Regions from separate parts of the Homo sapiens genome. Here region 2 is linked to region 1. A link is a loop called in an ENCODE intact Hi-C map of the cell type or tissue named here. Cell type or tissue: Caco-2. All regions are shown on one strand.

The links. A loop is a pair of places that touch in the nucleus more often than their neighbours do. Peaks named below come from ENCODE experiments on the same cell type or tissue, not always from the same donor. Only the 100,000 strongest peaks of a DNase experiment are listed, where the experiment ranks them.
Region 2: a loop joins it to region 1, with 20 times the contacts of the local background. A loop is called at or near these places in 1 of 110 quality-filtered maps.

Annotation. Positions count from the first base shown.
Region 1 is chr5:157,064,077-157,072,076 of GRCh38, reverse strand. It overlaps a transcript of HAVCR1 not described here. Among named protein-coding and RNA genes, the nearest start is that of HAVCR1, 9.0 kb to the right of the region's middle. In Caco-2, no CTCF peak of the experiment used is centred here; DNase peaks (open chromatin) are centred at 1,986, 4,889 and 6,606.
Region 2 is chr5:156,831,506-156,839,505 of GRCh38, reverse strand. No RefSeq gene overlaps it. Among named protein-coding and RNA genes, the nearest start is that of PPP1R2B, 15 kb to the left of the region's middle. In Caco-2, a CTCF peak has its summit at 3,367 (motif pointing left); no DNase peak of the experiment used is centred here.

The DNA.
Region 1 (8,000 bases):
CTAGTTTCGTAGATTCTTTCCTGTAACTTTTCCGTATAGGTACATATACATATATACATACATATGTGTCATTTTGTTGTAGCATTTTTGCAAAAATGGATTCCTATAAACTAGGTGGTGGTGGTTGTGTGTGTGTGTTTGTGTGTGTTTTAAATTGTGTTTTCCTCTCACCTCAGCCTCTCAAGTATCTGGGACTATAGGCACACGCCACCACACTCAGCTATTTTTGTTTTTCGTAGATGCAAGGTCTCACTGCATTGCCCCGGTTGGTCTCAAACTCCTGGACTCAGTGATCTTCCCACCTCAGCCTCCTAAAGTGCTGAGATAACAGGCATGAGCCACCGTGTTGTTGTTTTTTTGATCTAGTATTTCTTTTTTGTTTGTTTTTGTATTTTTTTGAGACAGCGTCTCCCTCTGTCACCCAGGCTGGAGTGCAGTGTTGCAATCACGGCTCACTGCAGCCTCGAACTCTGGGCTCAAGTGATCCTCCTGCCTCAGCCTCTCTAGTAGCTGGGACTACAGACACCTGCCACCATGCCTGGCCTAATTTAATATTTCCTGGAAATACTTCTTTTCTTTTTATTTTTAAACAGAGTCTCATTCTGTCACCCAGGCTGTAGTGCAGTGGTGCCGTCTTGGCTCATTGCAACCTCTGCCTCCTGGGTTCAAACAATTCTTGTGGCTCAGCGTTCAGAGTAACTGGAATTACAGGCATGTGCTACAACTGCCAGTTAATTTTTTTCTTTTTTTAGTAGTGTCTAAATACTAAATACTGGCCGGGCCCAGTGGCTCACACTTGTAATCCCAGCACTTTGGGAGGCTGAGGTGGGTGGAACACCTGAGGTTAGGAATTAGAGACCAGCCTGGCCAACATGGTGAAACCCCATCTCTACTAAAAATATAAAAATTAGCCAGGTGTGGTGGCAAAAGCCTGTAGTTCTAGCTACTAGGGAGGCTGAGGCAGGAGAATCACTTGAACCTGGGAGGTGGAGGTTGCAGTGAGCTGAAATTGTGTCACTGCACTCCAGCCTAGGCAACAGAGCGAGACTTTGTCTCAAAAATAAATAAAATACAATAAAATACTAAATACTAAGTTCACCATGTCGGCTAGGCTGGACTAGAACTCTTGGCTTCAAGTGATCCTCCCACCTCAGCCTCTAAAGTTCTGGGATTATAGGTGTGAACCACCACACCCAGCCATCCCAGCCATATTTCTTGAAAATATTTCCATGTCATAGTTCCCAATAAAAAGTTGGCATTTTATCAACATATATCATTATTAAGCAGAGTCAACATTTTTTAAAGCCACAATGCCCACCACTAGCACAACGTTTTGATAAAGGTTTTGATAGAACTCAGCATACGTTTTACATAGTCGTTACTTACTGTCATGAGCAGTTCAATTTGGTGTCCAGGTCCTGTGGTGGTCTTGGTTTGGGAGTGTACAGAGTTCTTTAAAAACTTCTCTAATCCCATCTGGTAAAAGCCCCATGCCACACCTACGGTGAACTCATTTTCGACAAAGGTGCCAAGAACGTACACCTTGTTCTTGGGGGTGAGAATGCTTAATGGGTTAAAAAAAAAAATAGAAAGAATGAATAAGAAGGCTGGGCATGGTGGCTCACACACATAATCCCAGAACTTTAGCAGGCCAAGGCGGGACGAGTGCTTGAGCTACTCAGGAGGCTGAGGCAGAAGGATCGCTTGAGCCCAGGAAGTCAAGGCTGCAGTGAACCATGAATGTGCTACTGCACTCCAGCCTGGGCAACAGAACAAGACCGTGTCTAAGAAAAAAAAGAAAGAAAGAAAGAAAGAAAAATCTAAGTGTTCCATTCTTAGCATGGGGTGCTCAATAAATATTTATTGAAGTAATGTTTGTTGCGTAACAAGAACAGTGGAATAGGAAAAGTTAACCTGGCTTTTATTTCTGCCTCTGCCCCCAGTGGCTTCTGTGGGTCCCACACTCTATTCCACTGTTTGGACCTTGGTTTATTCACTATAAATTGAGAAACTTGGCCCCAGGTAGTTTAAAGTCCTTTCCTGCACCAGCGTTCACAAAGTCTGTATAGTTTTTCAAGCCTGGAGTCTGACCTAACATCCAGATCTTGGCTGAATCTTTAAAAATAGCCCAGCAGAGCGTGGTGGCTCCCGCCTGTAATCACGGCACTTTAGGAGGTCAGGGAGGGGTGGATCACTGGAGGTCAGGAGTTAGAGACCAGCCTGGCCAACATGGTGAAACCCCGACTCTACTAAAAATACAAAAATTAGCCAGGCATGGTAGCGAGTGCTTTAGTTCCAGCTACTCAGGAGGCTGAGGCAGGAGAATCGCTTAAACGCGGGAGGTGGAGGTTGCAGTGAGCCGAGATTGGGCCACTGCACTCCAACCTGGGCGACGGACGGAGCAAGACTCCATCTCAAAACAAAAACAAAAACAAAAACAAAACAAAACAAATGCCCAGTAGAGAACAAGTACTGTAACAATCTCCCTGTAATCTGTTTAAATTTGTAAGTGGATCAAATCCAGTAAAAAGATCAGCCAACTGGAGAAATGTAATGTTCAAACGTGCTTCCCCGTATTCTTATGTAAAGGTGTGGCAAAGAGATAAAGAATGGAATTCTGGGAGAAAGTAGTCTTAATCTATAAAGATCTTTGGAGGAGGGCTACAAACAGACCAGGAGGAGGGAGGAGAAGCTGGAAAACCGCCTTCTAACTAACCGGTAAGTGCGGTCCTCTGGAAACTTATGACAAAGAGAAAATCAGGATATAGTTGCTTGGACTTTCGTAGTTTTATATGAGATATAAGGACAATAATGATTGAGCCAAGAAATTTAGGGGAAATTTACATAAAACAGAGTTTTTTGGATTTCCTGAGAAATTGGCTTTTATTTCAATGGAATCATGGACTGCCATAGTGGCCTTATTTAAACTTTGCCTGGGCAAGTTTAGTGTGAGAAATAGGAGGAAAAACTAAAACTGCAGAAAATTGTGTGGTACATTTGTGTTAAGCCGTATTTATTCAGGCTGGCTTGAAACTGTGACTTTAGGCGCAATACATACTTTTGGTGAGCTTCTCCTTATCTGTAAGATGGGTATTGTGTAATAATATGGAAATGTGTTGAGGGCATAGCTCTGTTAGTAGTTTTATAATTTTTAAAGTAAAAATATTAGGGGGCGTGGTGGCTCATGCCTATAATCCCAGTGCTCTGGGAGTCTGAAGCAGGGGGATTGCTTGAGCCCAGGAATCTGAGACCAGCCTAGGCGACATAGTGAGATCCGCCTGAAAAATAATAGAAAAATTTGCTGAGTGTGGTGGCACATGCTTGCAGTCTCAGTTACTGGGGAGGCTGAGGCAGGAGGATGGATTGAGCCTGGGAGGTGGAGGATGAAGTGAGCCAGAAAACTCTGTCTCAAAAAAAAAAATGTAAAAAAAAAGCCCATATAAAGATAATGTGCAGTAAAGCAGAAGCCTAGTACTGGCTGCTGACTTTTATGACAGAGTCTTGCTTTGTTACACAGGCTGGAGTGCAGTGGCTCAATCATAGCTCACTGTAACCTTGAACTCCTGGGCCCAAGCGATCCTCCCACCCCAGCCTCCTGAGTAGCTGGGACTACAGGAGTGCATCACCATGCCCGGCTAATTAAAAAAATTTTTTTTGTAGAGATACGGTTTCGCTATGTTGCCCAGGCTGGTCTCAAACTTCTGGGCTCAAGCAATCCACTTGCATCGGCCTCCCAAAGGGCTGGGCCTACAGGTGTAAGCCACAGCACCCAGCCTTGCTGCTGACTTTTTGTTTTGCTTTTTGAGACAGAATCTTGCTCTGTCACCCAGGCTGGGGTGCAGTGGCTCCATCTCAGCTCACTGCAACCTCCACCTCCCAAGTTCAAGCAATTCTCCTGCCTCAGCCTCCTGAGTAGTTGGGACTAGAAGCACCCGCAACCATGCCTGGCTAATTTTTTTGTATTTTTAGTACAGTTGGGGTTTCACCATGTTGGCCAGGCTGGTCTGGAACTCCTGACCTCAAGTGATCTGTCTACCTCGGCCTCCCAAAGTGCTGGGATTATACATCCGGCTGTTTTGTTTTGAGAACGGGTCTTGCTCACCGGGAGTGGTGGCTCACGCCTGTAATCCCAGCACTTTGGGAGGCCGAGGCAGGCAGATCACCTGAGGTTGGGAGATGGAGACCATCCTTGCTAACATGGTGAAACCCTGTCTCTACTAAAAATACAAAAAATTAGCTGGGTGTGGTGGCACATGCCTGTAATTCCAGCTGACACAGGAGAATCGCTTTAACCCGGGAGGCGGAGGTTGCAGTGGGCCGAGATCGAGCCATTGCACTCCAGCCTGGGCAACAAAAGTGAAACTTTGTCTCAAAAAATAAAAATAAAAATAAAGAAAAAGAGAGAGAGAGAGAAAGGGTCTGGTTCTGCTGCCCAGGCTGGAATGCAGGGGTGCAATCACAGCTCCTTGCAGCCTTGACCCCTGCTCAATTGATCCTTCAATCTCAGCCTTCCAGGTAGTTGGGACCACACACTTGTGCAACCATGCACAGCTAATTTTTTTATTTTTATTTTTTGTAGAGATGGGGACTCACTCTGTTGCTCAGGCTGGGCTGCTGATTTTTGAAGGTTTGTAGTAGTCTCATGTGTTAGAAATTATTGAGCTTGCAAAGATTAGTGAGTATAAGCAATTTGGTTTGTTTGGAACTTTGTGAAGCTTAGAGTGATAGGGTGTGACCAGCCTGGGAAGGTGGGCAGCTTTTAGAGTTTGGACTTTGCCTTAAAGGCACTGGCAAGCCATTAAATGCCTTTGAAGTGGAAATGATTTTAGAGAAATACATGGGAAGATTAAGAAGTTATCTGCTGATGTGAGTCCTCTTCCTCCCCCATAGCCTGCACCTGCAGGTAGCTGCAGAGCATCAACCACATGACCTCCTACTTCCAGTGATACCTGAGTGCTGCCAGATGGTGGAACATTTGTCCTTACTTCATTTGCTCTCCTAAAGCTCTCTTCAAATTCCCCAAACCTCTTCCCCATCCTTACTGCTAACCACAATCTCCGCCTCCCGGGTTCAAGTGATTCTCATGCCTCAGCCTCCTGAGTAGCTGGGATTACAAGCATGTACCACCACGCCCGGCTAATTTTGTATTTTTAGTAGAGACAGGGTTTCTCTGTGTTGGTCAGGCTGGTCTCGAACTCCCGACCTCCAGTGATCCGCCTGCCTCAGCCTCCCAAAGTGCTGGGATTACAGGCATGAGCCACCGTGCCCGGCCCTTACTGCTAACTTTTAACTGTTTCCTTTTTCACTGAGGAAGCAATCAACCTGGAGTTTCCCCAGACATATGTGCCCACTTAGCGTGTGCACCAACAGGCTATCCCTGGTTGTGAATTAGAACCTTCTACTTGGACAAAGGATCACACTCCTCTGTTTACTTGTTGCCCCAGCAAATTTTCCCTTTCTTCCCCTTGATTGTCTCCAGATCATACAAACATGCTGTTATTTTTATCACTTAAAAAAAAAACACCCAGGATTTTCTCCTTCCATTTTTGCAAAACTTTTATTTTTTTTTTGGAAGATGGGGACTCACTCTGTCACTCAGGCTGGAATGCAGTAGTACTACCATATCTCACTGCAGCCTCAAACTCCTGGGCTCAAGTGATCCCTCCCGCTTAGCCTCCCAAATGGCTGGTACTATAGGCACTCAAGTCCAACTGCTTTTCTCCATGCAAACTCCTTGAAAGTGTTTCCTGTATTCAATTATCTCCTGATTTTCCTTCTTGTAAACTTTTTACTGCAGTATAAAGTACTGGGGCTCACTGATAATCTCCAGCTTGCTCAGTCTATGACAAATCTTATTCCTTTCCTTTGCAGCATTTGACTCATGATTGCTGCCTGTTCTTTGATGCGTTTGCTTCACTTGGCTTCTAGGACCTTTTTGCTTTTTCTCTTACCTCCTTGGGCTGCTTCCATTTCTGTATTGGTGCCTCTTCCACCTCAGCATTTTTTTTTTTTTTTTTTTTTAAGACGGAGTCTCGCTCTCTCGCCCAGGCTGGAGTGCAGTGGTGCGATCTCGGCTCACTGCAAGCTCCGCCTCCCAGGTTCACGCCATTCTCCTGCCTCAGCCTCCTGAGTAGCTGGGACTATAGGCGCCCGCCACCACGCCCGGCTAATTTCCACCTCAGCTTTAACAAATTTTTTTAAAATTAATTAATTTTTTTTTTTGAGACGGAGTCTTGCTCTGTCACTCAAGCTGGAGTGCAGTGGCATGATCTCGGCTCACTGCGACCTCTGCCTCCCAGGTTCAAGCAATTCTCCTGCCTCAGCCTCCTGAGTAGCTGGGATTACAGGCATGCGCCATCACACCCGGCCAATTTTTGTGTTTTTAGTAGAGACGGGGTTTCACCATGTTGGCCAGGCTGGCCTGGAACTCCTGACCTCAAGTGATCAGCCTGCCTTGGTCTCCTAAAGTGCTAAGACTGCAGGTGTGAGTCGCCACACCCGGCCTTAAAATTTATTCTTATGTAGAGATGGTGTTTCACCATGTTGGCCAGGCTGACCTGGAACTCCTGACCTTAAGTTATCAGCCTGCCCCGGTCTCCCAAAGTGTTGGGATTACCTGCATGAGTCAACATGCTTGTCCCCATTTTAATCTTTTGATGCTGGAAGGCCCCAGGACCTAGTCCTTAGCATCAGGCATTCCTTTGAATCTCATCCTTTGAATTCCTACCTCATTCAGGCTCCTGGCTTTAAAATACCATTTTTTTTTTTTTGAGGCGGAGTCTCGCTCTGTCGCGCAGTGGCGCGATCTCAGCTCACTGCAAGCTCCGCCTCCCAGGTTCACACCATTCTCCTGCCTCAGCCTCCCGAGTAGCTGGGACTACAGGCACCTGCCACCACGCCTGGCTAATTTTTTGTATTTTCAGTAGAGACGGGGTTTCATCGTGTTACCCAGCACAGTCTCGATCTCGTGATCCGCCCACCTCGGCCTCCCAAAGTGCTGGGATTACAGGCGTGAGCCACCGCACCCAGCCAATACCATTTCTAAGCCAGTAACTTGTAACTGTATCTTTAGCTCAGACCTCCCTCCTGAACTCCAGCAGTCTCCACACAGGTCTAAGACATGTCAAACTCAACATACTTAAAACCCTGAATATTTCCTCTAAAACCTGTGGTCATGCAGGTTTTTGTTTTTTGTTTTTTGTTTTTTTTGAGATGGAGTCTTGCTCTGTTGCCCAGACTAGAGTGCAGTGTCACGATCTTGGCTCACTCCAACCTCTGCCTCCTGGGTTCAAGCAATTCTCCTGGCTCAGCCTCCTGAGTAGCTCAGATTACAGGCACCCACGACCATGCCTGGCTAAATTTTTGTATTTTTAGTAGAGACAGGGTTTTGCCATGTTGGCCAGGTTGGTCTTGAACTCCTGACCTCAGGTGATCCACCTGCCTTGGCCTCCCAAGGTGTTAGGATTACAGGTGTGAGCCACTGAGCCCAGCCTTTGCAGCTCTCCTTGTCTTAATTGGCTGGAACCTCCAGCTCTTCCCGTGGCTCAGGCCGAAATCCTTGGAGTCATCTTAGGCCCTTTCTCCTCATATCCTACAGGAAATCCTGTTTGCTCCACCTTCTCCACCTCCTTGGCTCAAGCCATTCTCCTGCCTCAGCCTCTTTAGTAGCTGGGACTACAAGTTGCATGCCAGCATGCCTGGCTAATTTTTCTTTTTCTTTCTTTTTTTTTTTTTTTTGTAGAGACAGGGTCTCACTATGTTGCCCTGAGCTCCTGGGCTCAAGCAGTCCTCCCGCCTTGGCCTCCCAAAGTCCAGGGATTACAGCTGTGAGCCATCACATCTGGCTACTCTAGGTTGAGTGAGGAAAGTTCATTGACCACTTCCACTGCTAACCCATCTCTTCTGGAATCTTTCCATAGTCTCCTGACAGGTCTTCCTGCTTCTCAATCTAGCAACCACAGTGGTCCTTCTCAAAGGAAGTTAGATACTGTCACCCTATG
Region 2 (8,000 bases), 230 kb after region 1:
CTCAATAAATACTGTCTGAATGTGAGAGGATGGAGTCAGAGCATTGAGTAAAGGAACAGTGGAGAGGATAAAGGTATTCAGCAAGCATATGTGGGAAAGCTGTTTAAAAATATGTACTCATAAAGAAAACTTGAAAATATTTCTGTCTTTGCTTTTCCCTCATTCTTTGCCTGTGGTCTTTCCTTTTTGAGTTGAGAAAGTTGAATGGGGCTTGTTTGTGTCTGAGTTGTTAGTTTCCAGGGGACTTAGACTGTTACAGGGCACTGAACATCTCTCCCAAGCAGAGAGCAAGACCTTGTTACTGAAAGAAATTTCTGTTTGAGGACTCAGCCTGGTTGAGCCTCCTGCCAAGGTTGGTGCCAAGGTTGAGCCTCCTGCTGTCATTTGCTTTCCGGGCACAGTAGAGCTAAGCGGCATTGTTTAACCTTTTGGAAGCTGTGTATGAAATTTACATTAGCGGGGTGTTGCTGTTCCGTTACAAACCGTTTATCCCATGAATATCAATGTGGCTGTTTGCTCTAGGAAATTATCTTCTTGCTGTAGAGAGAAGCCAAGGAATCCATAAAAATGTACAAAAGATAGGAGAGAGAGTCCCAGTTTCCTTTGAGATTGCTGAGAAGAATGATTCAGGAGCAAGGTGACCTGTGTACCCTGAAAAAACCATCCAGGGAAATCCCATGGAAATCTTTCTTTCCTCTTCCCTCTTCCCAAGCGTGATTTGCAATACAAGATTTTGCTTTATTTATTTAAAAGTATATTAATGCCTACTACATAGCCTTGCAAAGAATGGGCATTTAATAAATATCTGTCTCCAATGAGCTGTCTGATGTTTAAAGATAGAGGTACTTATTAAATAGAAAACTCATCCACAAAGAAGAAATATGAACATGCAATTAAGGTAATATTTACCTAGATCTACAATTTGGCAATTTGGCACGAAGGACTTTTTTTTTTTTTTAAGAAAACTTCTCTTTAATTAGACATTTATGACCAAAACAGGAACTAAGTTTTGTTTCTTATTTTTTAATTGATAGACTTTATTTTTAGAGCAGTTTTTTGTTTACAGAAAATTGAGCAGAAAGTACAGTGTTCCCATATACTCTCCCCGCCTTCCTTCAGATTCCTCTGTTATTAACATCTTACATTTGTATGGTACATTTCTTACAATTGGTGAGCCAATACTGGTACATTCTTATTAACTAAAGTCCATAGTTTGTTTGTTTGTTTGTTTGTTTATTTATTTATTTATTTATTTTTGAGACAGGATTTCACTCTGTCACCCGGGCTGGAGTGCAGTGGCCTGATCTCGGCTCACTGCAACCTCTGCTTCCTAGCTCAAGCTATTCTCCAGCCTTAGCCTCTCAAGTAGTTGGGACCACAGGTGCAAGCCACCACGCCCAGCTAATTTTTGTGTTTTTTGTAGAGATGGGGTTTTACCATGTTGCCCAAGCTGGTCTCGAACTCCTGAGCTCAAAGTGATCCGCCTGCCTCGGCCTCCCAAAGTGCTGGAATTACAGGTGTGAGCCACCATGCTGGGCCTTAAATCCACGGTTTATATTAGGGTTCACTCTCTGTGTTTGACAGCTCCGTGTATTTTGACACATGCACGTGCTTATGCATTCATGGCTTTCTTGGCTATGGTATTATACAAAATAATTTTACCACTCTAAAACCCACCCTGTGATTTACCTATTACTCCTCCTCACCTCTCATCCTGCACCTCTGACACTTGCTCTTTTTTTTTTTTTTTTTTTTTTTTTTGCCCTTCAACAAATTATGGTAAAACCAGCCAGGAACAGTGGCTCATGCCTGTAATCCCTGCACTTTGAGAGGCCAAGGTGAGTGGATCACTTGAGGTCAGGAGTTTGAGACCAGACTGGCCGAAATGGTGAAACCCCATCTCTACTAAAAAAAAAAAACAAAAAACAAAACAAAACAAAACAAAAACTAAAACAAAAAATTAGCTGGGCATAGCAGTGTGTGCCTGTAGTTCCAGCTACCCAGGAGGCTGAGTTGGGAGGATCTCTCGAACCAGGAGGTGGAGGTGGCAGTTAGCAGATATCACAACACTGCACTTCAGCCTGGGTGACAGAGCAAGACTGTCTCAAAAAGCAAACAAACAAATTATGGTAAAGTATACATGACATAAAACTTGCCATTTTTACCATTTTTAAGTGTAGAATTTAGTGATAGTACATTCAACCACTGATCTTTCTACCCTCTATATTTTTGCCTTTTTCAGATTGTCGTATAGAATCCTACAGTGTGTTGCCAGTCAGGCTGGCTTCTTTCACTAATCAATGTGCATTTGAGGGGAACTATAGTTTTAATAACTTGATCTGAAATAGTAGCGCTGCTGAAGGATTTTAGTCATTAGAACTTCAGTCATGGGCGTAGGTCAATGAGATTTGCTGTTTGGAATGAGACTTGGCATTGAAAGGGTATTCTTAAGAAACTTGGAAAATTAGATTTCAGTAGCAGTCAGCTAGTGGAATGATTCCAAGCAGAAATAGAAAGAGAAGCTAACAAATATTTGTGTGTAAGGGCTCGTGGTTGCTAGTGATTCTGTTCTTTTAAATAGTACACCATTATTTGTTAAGATTTTTAAACTATCTTTTGTATTTAAAAATATATTTATGTCTATTTGCAAGAAGGATTCAAAGTGGCTTTGCTTTTTCTAATGAAATTGAAAAATAGAACTTCAGTTGGTTGCGGTGGCTCATGCCTATAATCCCAGCACTTTGGGAGGCCGAGGGGGGCGGATCATCTGAGGTCAGGAGTTCAAGACCAGCCTGGCCAACATGGTGAAACCCCGTCTCTACTAAAAGTACAAAAATTAGCTGGGCATGGTGGTGAGCTCCCAGCTACTTGGGAGGCTGAGGCAGGAGCATCGCTTGAACCTAGGAGGCAGAGGTTGCAGTAAGCCAAGATCACACCACTGCACTCCAGCCTGGGTGACAAGAATGAGACTCTGTCTCAAAATAAAATAAAAATAAAAAATAGAACTTCACTTTCTCTAATGAAAGAAAAATAGAATAAAATGATATAGTCATTAGTATCAAAATTATTTAAAATGTAAGACCTTATATAAATGGAAAGAAGCGATATCGAGTTTTTACCATTTTGTGGAAGAGTAATTAAATATTGGTGGAAGACAATTTTTGTTAGCTTAGGTAAGATTACATATTAAGAAAGAGATTGCTGATACACTTAAAATAAAACCAGAAATGAAAAGCTCTTTCATTTTTCCAATATTTCGATGTTCTATGCTTTGTAATAGGTATAGAGGGTGAATGGCAGGATGGAGGAGGCAGGAGAAGGAGGAAGAACTGGAGGAAACATTGGATGTGACTTCAAGTTGTAGATATCCACCTAGTGGCCATAATGAAGCAGGTACTCAGATTGTAAACAAACAGGAAGGAGTTACAGTAGCCACACCTACTATGTGCCAGGCACTGTGGCAGGTGCTAGAGACACAGTGATGGACGGAACACAGCCCCTGCTCTGCCAGAGCTGACGATCCAGAGGGGAGTTACATAATAAACAAGAAAATTTAAAAAATACATGTATATATAAACTCAGGGTCAGGTAAATGCTACAAAGACAAAGCATAATGAAGGTTAGATAGTGTGTTTGGGTCATCTATCTTAGGTAAGGTGGTCTGGGAAGGCCTATCTGGGGTGATGACATTGAAGCAGAAAAGTTAGGGAATGAGTTATGTATAGATTTGGGAGGAGATCATTCCAGGCAGAGGGAATGCCAAGTGCAAATGCCTTAAGTCTGGAATTAGACTGGCGCTGTCAAGGAACAGAGGATGGCTAACATGGCTGAGTGAGAGTGAACAGGTGGAAAGGAGCAAAAATGGAGTTGAAGAGGGAGAATGGACCACATTGTGAGGTGCTGGGCAGGTGGTTCACGGAAAGGAATTTGGATTTTATTCCAAGGACGTTGGGAAGCCATCTGGAGGGTCTGAGCAGGAAATGACATGATCTGACTTAACATTTTAAAAAAGATTATTCTGGCACCTGTGTTAGAAATGGACCAGAGGGAGAGGGGTAAGAATGGAATACGTAGGCCAGATCAGGGCCATTTTGGGTATCCATATGAGAGCTAAAAGTGGTGTGCAGTAGATAATATGAGTAGTCATGTCTGGAAGTGGTTTTTGGGGAGATGCAGTATGAAAATAGGTCTGAAAAGACTTGCTGATGGATTGGATACTGGTGATAGATGGCATACAAATAGCGCTCTTTGAATTTCAGAAGAAGGAGCATTTTACTTCTTGCTGGAGCAAGGTAAAGTGTTTCTGGGAGAGGTGGAGCTGAAGAGTAGCTAAGCAAAGGTGGTCGGGGGAGGGCATGCAAAGTAGGGAGCTGCCGTGAGCGATGACACAGAGCAGGGTGGTGAACATTCTGTTTAGAGAAAGCAAAGTTGGAGTCGAGTTCTTATGAGAAAAAAGGGTGAGAGAAATCTGCAAAGGGAGGTGGGGGCAAGACTGGGAAGGGTCTTAGACGCCTTGCTAGGCATTTCTGTGAGTAGGCAACAGGGAGCTGTATCTATTAGGAGTGTATTTAGCAGCAAGTAATGGAAAATTTGCTAAGTACCTTAAGCAAAGAAGACTTCATTTTTCTTTCATAATAAAAAACCTGGGGGAAGTCGGCTTGGACTGTGAGGCTGCTAGTGCCACAGGGACCCCGAGGCTATTTTTCTACTTTGTCATCATGAATACTATGTTGCTTTCATCCTCTTGCTAATTACCTCTTGGTCTCTAGATGGTTCTTATGTGATTTGGGCATGATCTGTACTCTGGACAGGAAGAAAGGACAAAGGAGGCAAAAGAGCAAAGTCTGTGCCAGACCTCCCTTTTTAAAATTGTGGTTAATAGGACAGGTGTGGTGGCTCACGCCTGTAATCTCAGCACTTTGGGAGACTGAGGTAGGCAGATCACTTGAGGTCAGGAGTTCGACACCAGCCTGGCCACGTGGTGAAACCCTGTCTCTACTAAATATACAAAAATTAGCTGGACGTGGTGGCACATGCCTGTAATCCTGGCTACTCGGGAGGCTGAGGCAGGAGAATTGCTTGAACTTGGGAGGTAGAGGTTGCAGTGAGCTGAGATTGAACCACTGCACTCTAGCCTGGGCAACACAACCAGACTCTGTCTCAAAAAAAAAAAAAAAAAAAAAAGAAAAATTGTGGTGTATATATATGTGTGTGTGTATGTATATGTGTGTGTGTGTGTATACACACAAATATAAATATCTTATAAAATTTGCCATTTTAATGATTTAAAACACATTTTTTATTCTGTGTCCAGACATTTTAAACTATTTTTAATTTTTCTTTTGACTGACAAATAATAATTATATTTATGGGATACAATGTGATGTTCTGACAAGTGTATTCATAGTGGAGTGAGCAAGTCAGGCTAATTAGCTTATCTGTGACCTCAAATATTTATCATTTTGTGCAGAGAACTTTTAAAATCCTCTTTTACCTATTTTGAAATATGTAATACATTATTATTTACTATAGTCCCCACCATCACCACTATTCCAAAACTTTTTCATCACCCCAAACAGACACTCTGTACCCATTAAGCAGTAACTCCTTCCTCCTTTCTCCTAGCCCTTGGTGACCTCTAATCTATTCTGTCTTTATGAGTTTTGTGCCAGCCACATTTGATCATGAAAATGAATTATTTCCAAGAATCTTTATTCAGTAGACATAACTAATATTTTTATATTGCCATCTGGGAACTGTCCCAGAGGGCGAGGTTACTCTATACCTCCTCCCTCCCTTTTCCCATCTCTCTTCTCTCCCTTTCCCTTCCCCAGTTTATCAGTTTGGAGATCACTGAAGACCAGAATAGCCTTTGGAGAGGAATGTAGCTGCCTTGCAGTAGAGTGAGGGGAAAAAATAGGAGTAGAGGCCTCTATAGAAACAGGAGTGAGGAAAGAAACATGAGTCAGATTTTTTGTGGGTGGTGGAGAGAGAAGAACAGAGGAAGATGAAGGATTCTGTGCAGCATCAGGTTGTAAGATAGTAAGAGATTAGAAAGAAAAGGGCAAAAGAGGGCATAAGAAGTATTGTTTGGGGTGAAACATTGGATCTCCTTTGGTCTAAGTAAGAATTCACTGTTAGTTTCAGGTCTGTGTTACTTTGATGTAAACCTTTTCTGTTTTTCTAATATATGGATTATTTTTCTTTAGTTATCATATTGCGGCAAGATTTGGCTATGGAATTTACTTGGGTTACTCATATGTAGATATTTACAAAATGAGACCATACTACCCAGGCTTTTTTTTTTAATTGCCTAGAGGCTTTTTCACTTTATATATAAGCATGTATATACATATACACATATAAACCCACACATATAAATAATGCGTGTATTCGTATTGATTTTTTATTTATTTATTTTTTTTGAGAGAGGGTCTCACTCTGTCAACCAAGCTGGAGTGCAGTGGTGCAATATTGGCTCATGCAACCTCTGCCCCCATGCTTAAGCAATCCTCCCACCTCAGCCTCCCAAGTAGCTGGTGGGACCATAGGCATGCATCACCACACCTGGCTATATTTCTGTATTTTTGGTAAAGACGAAGTCTCACCATGTTGCCCAGGTTGGTCTTGAACTCCTTGGCTCAAGTGATCCGCCCACCTTGGCCTCCCAAAGTGCTGAGATTACAGGCGTGAGTCACCATGCCCAGCCCATATTGACATTTTTTTAATGTCAATAAATGTATATCTACAGTATCATGTCTATTAGCTGAGTGGTATTCATATATATATATCTCATATATATTCCGTAGCTATTAAACCAATTGATAATTGTTATATAGTTTGTTTTCTGTTTTTGATTATGCTATAATAAGCATCCTATATGTCTTGTGAGGATCCTCCCACCTCATCCTCCAAAGTAGCTCGGGACTACAGGCACCTGCCACAGTGCCCAGCTAATTTGTTAATTATTTTTTAAGAGACATGATCTCGCTATTTTGCCCAAGCTGGTCTTGAACTCCTGACCTCCTGCCTCACCCTACCAAGTAGCTGGGATTATAGGTACAAGCCACCATGCCCAGCCCAGATTATTTCTAAGGGGAAACACTTTGAAGGGGAATTACTGGGAAAGGACAAGAACCTTTTTAAGGATGTCAATACCCATGACTGCACTACTTTCCACAATAGTTTTATCAGTTTAGACTCCCCAAAGAATCTGTGCGTGCCCATTTCCCACATCTCTGTCCGCAGTGGGTATTGCTGGTTGTTTCAAAGTCTGAGAAGTAAAAACTTTATTGCCTGCATTTATTTTGGTTGCCAGCAAGGCTAGATGTCTCTCCCAGTTTTCAGTGTCATTTGTATTGCATATGTGTGTGTGGGGTGAAATGCCAGTTTTTGCCCTGTGTCCTGGAGACCCACGACCTGGCGTGGCATGTGGGTTTTGGGAAGGTGGGTTGAAAACCGTAGGCTGGTGGGATATTGCTCTTGTCTAGACTTGTGGTGAATGAAAGTATGCCCCAAATGTGGTATTGGAAATAACAAAAGGAATAGATATCAGATAATTTAATAAGACATGGCAAGGTGGTAAATGCAGAGGCAAGAGAAAGGAACACAACGGAGTCAATTTTAAGACTTAAAATATGAATTGTTAACTGCACCAGAAAAGCAGGAGAAGGAGTAAATTTCTACAGAAAGTTGTGGACACTTGGAGACTAAGAAGCCAGCAAAGAAAGATGTCATTTCCACTTATGTCTTTCTTTACTCCGGCCATCCCATTCTAAATTCCAGCCATGGGGCTAGTACTTCCTCCACAGAGGCAAGTTCTCAATGCTTGCAGGATTTTGCACTTTCCATGTTCTCTCAACATGGAAAGCCTTTCCCCACCCTTTTGGGCTCAGCCTGGATGCCTCTTCCACTGAGAAGCATTTCGTAAGTGCTCCCCTACCTGCTGCTTCAAATCTCCTTCCTGAGCGATTCCATTAAGTCCTCTGCTTAAGCACAGA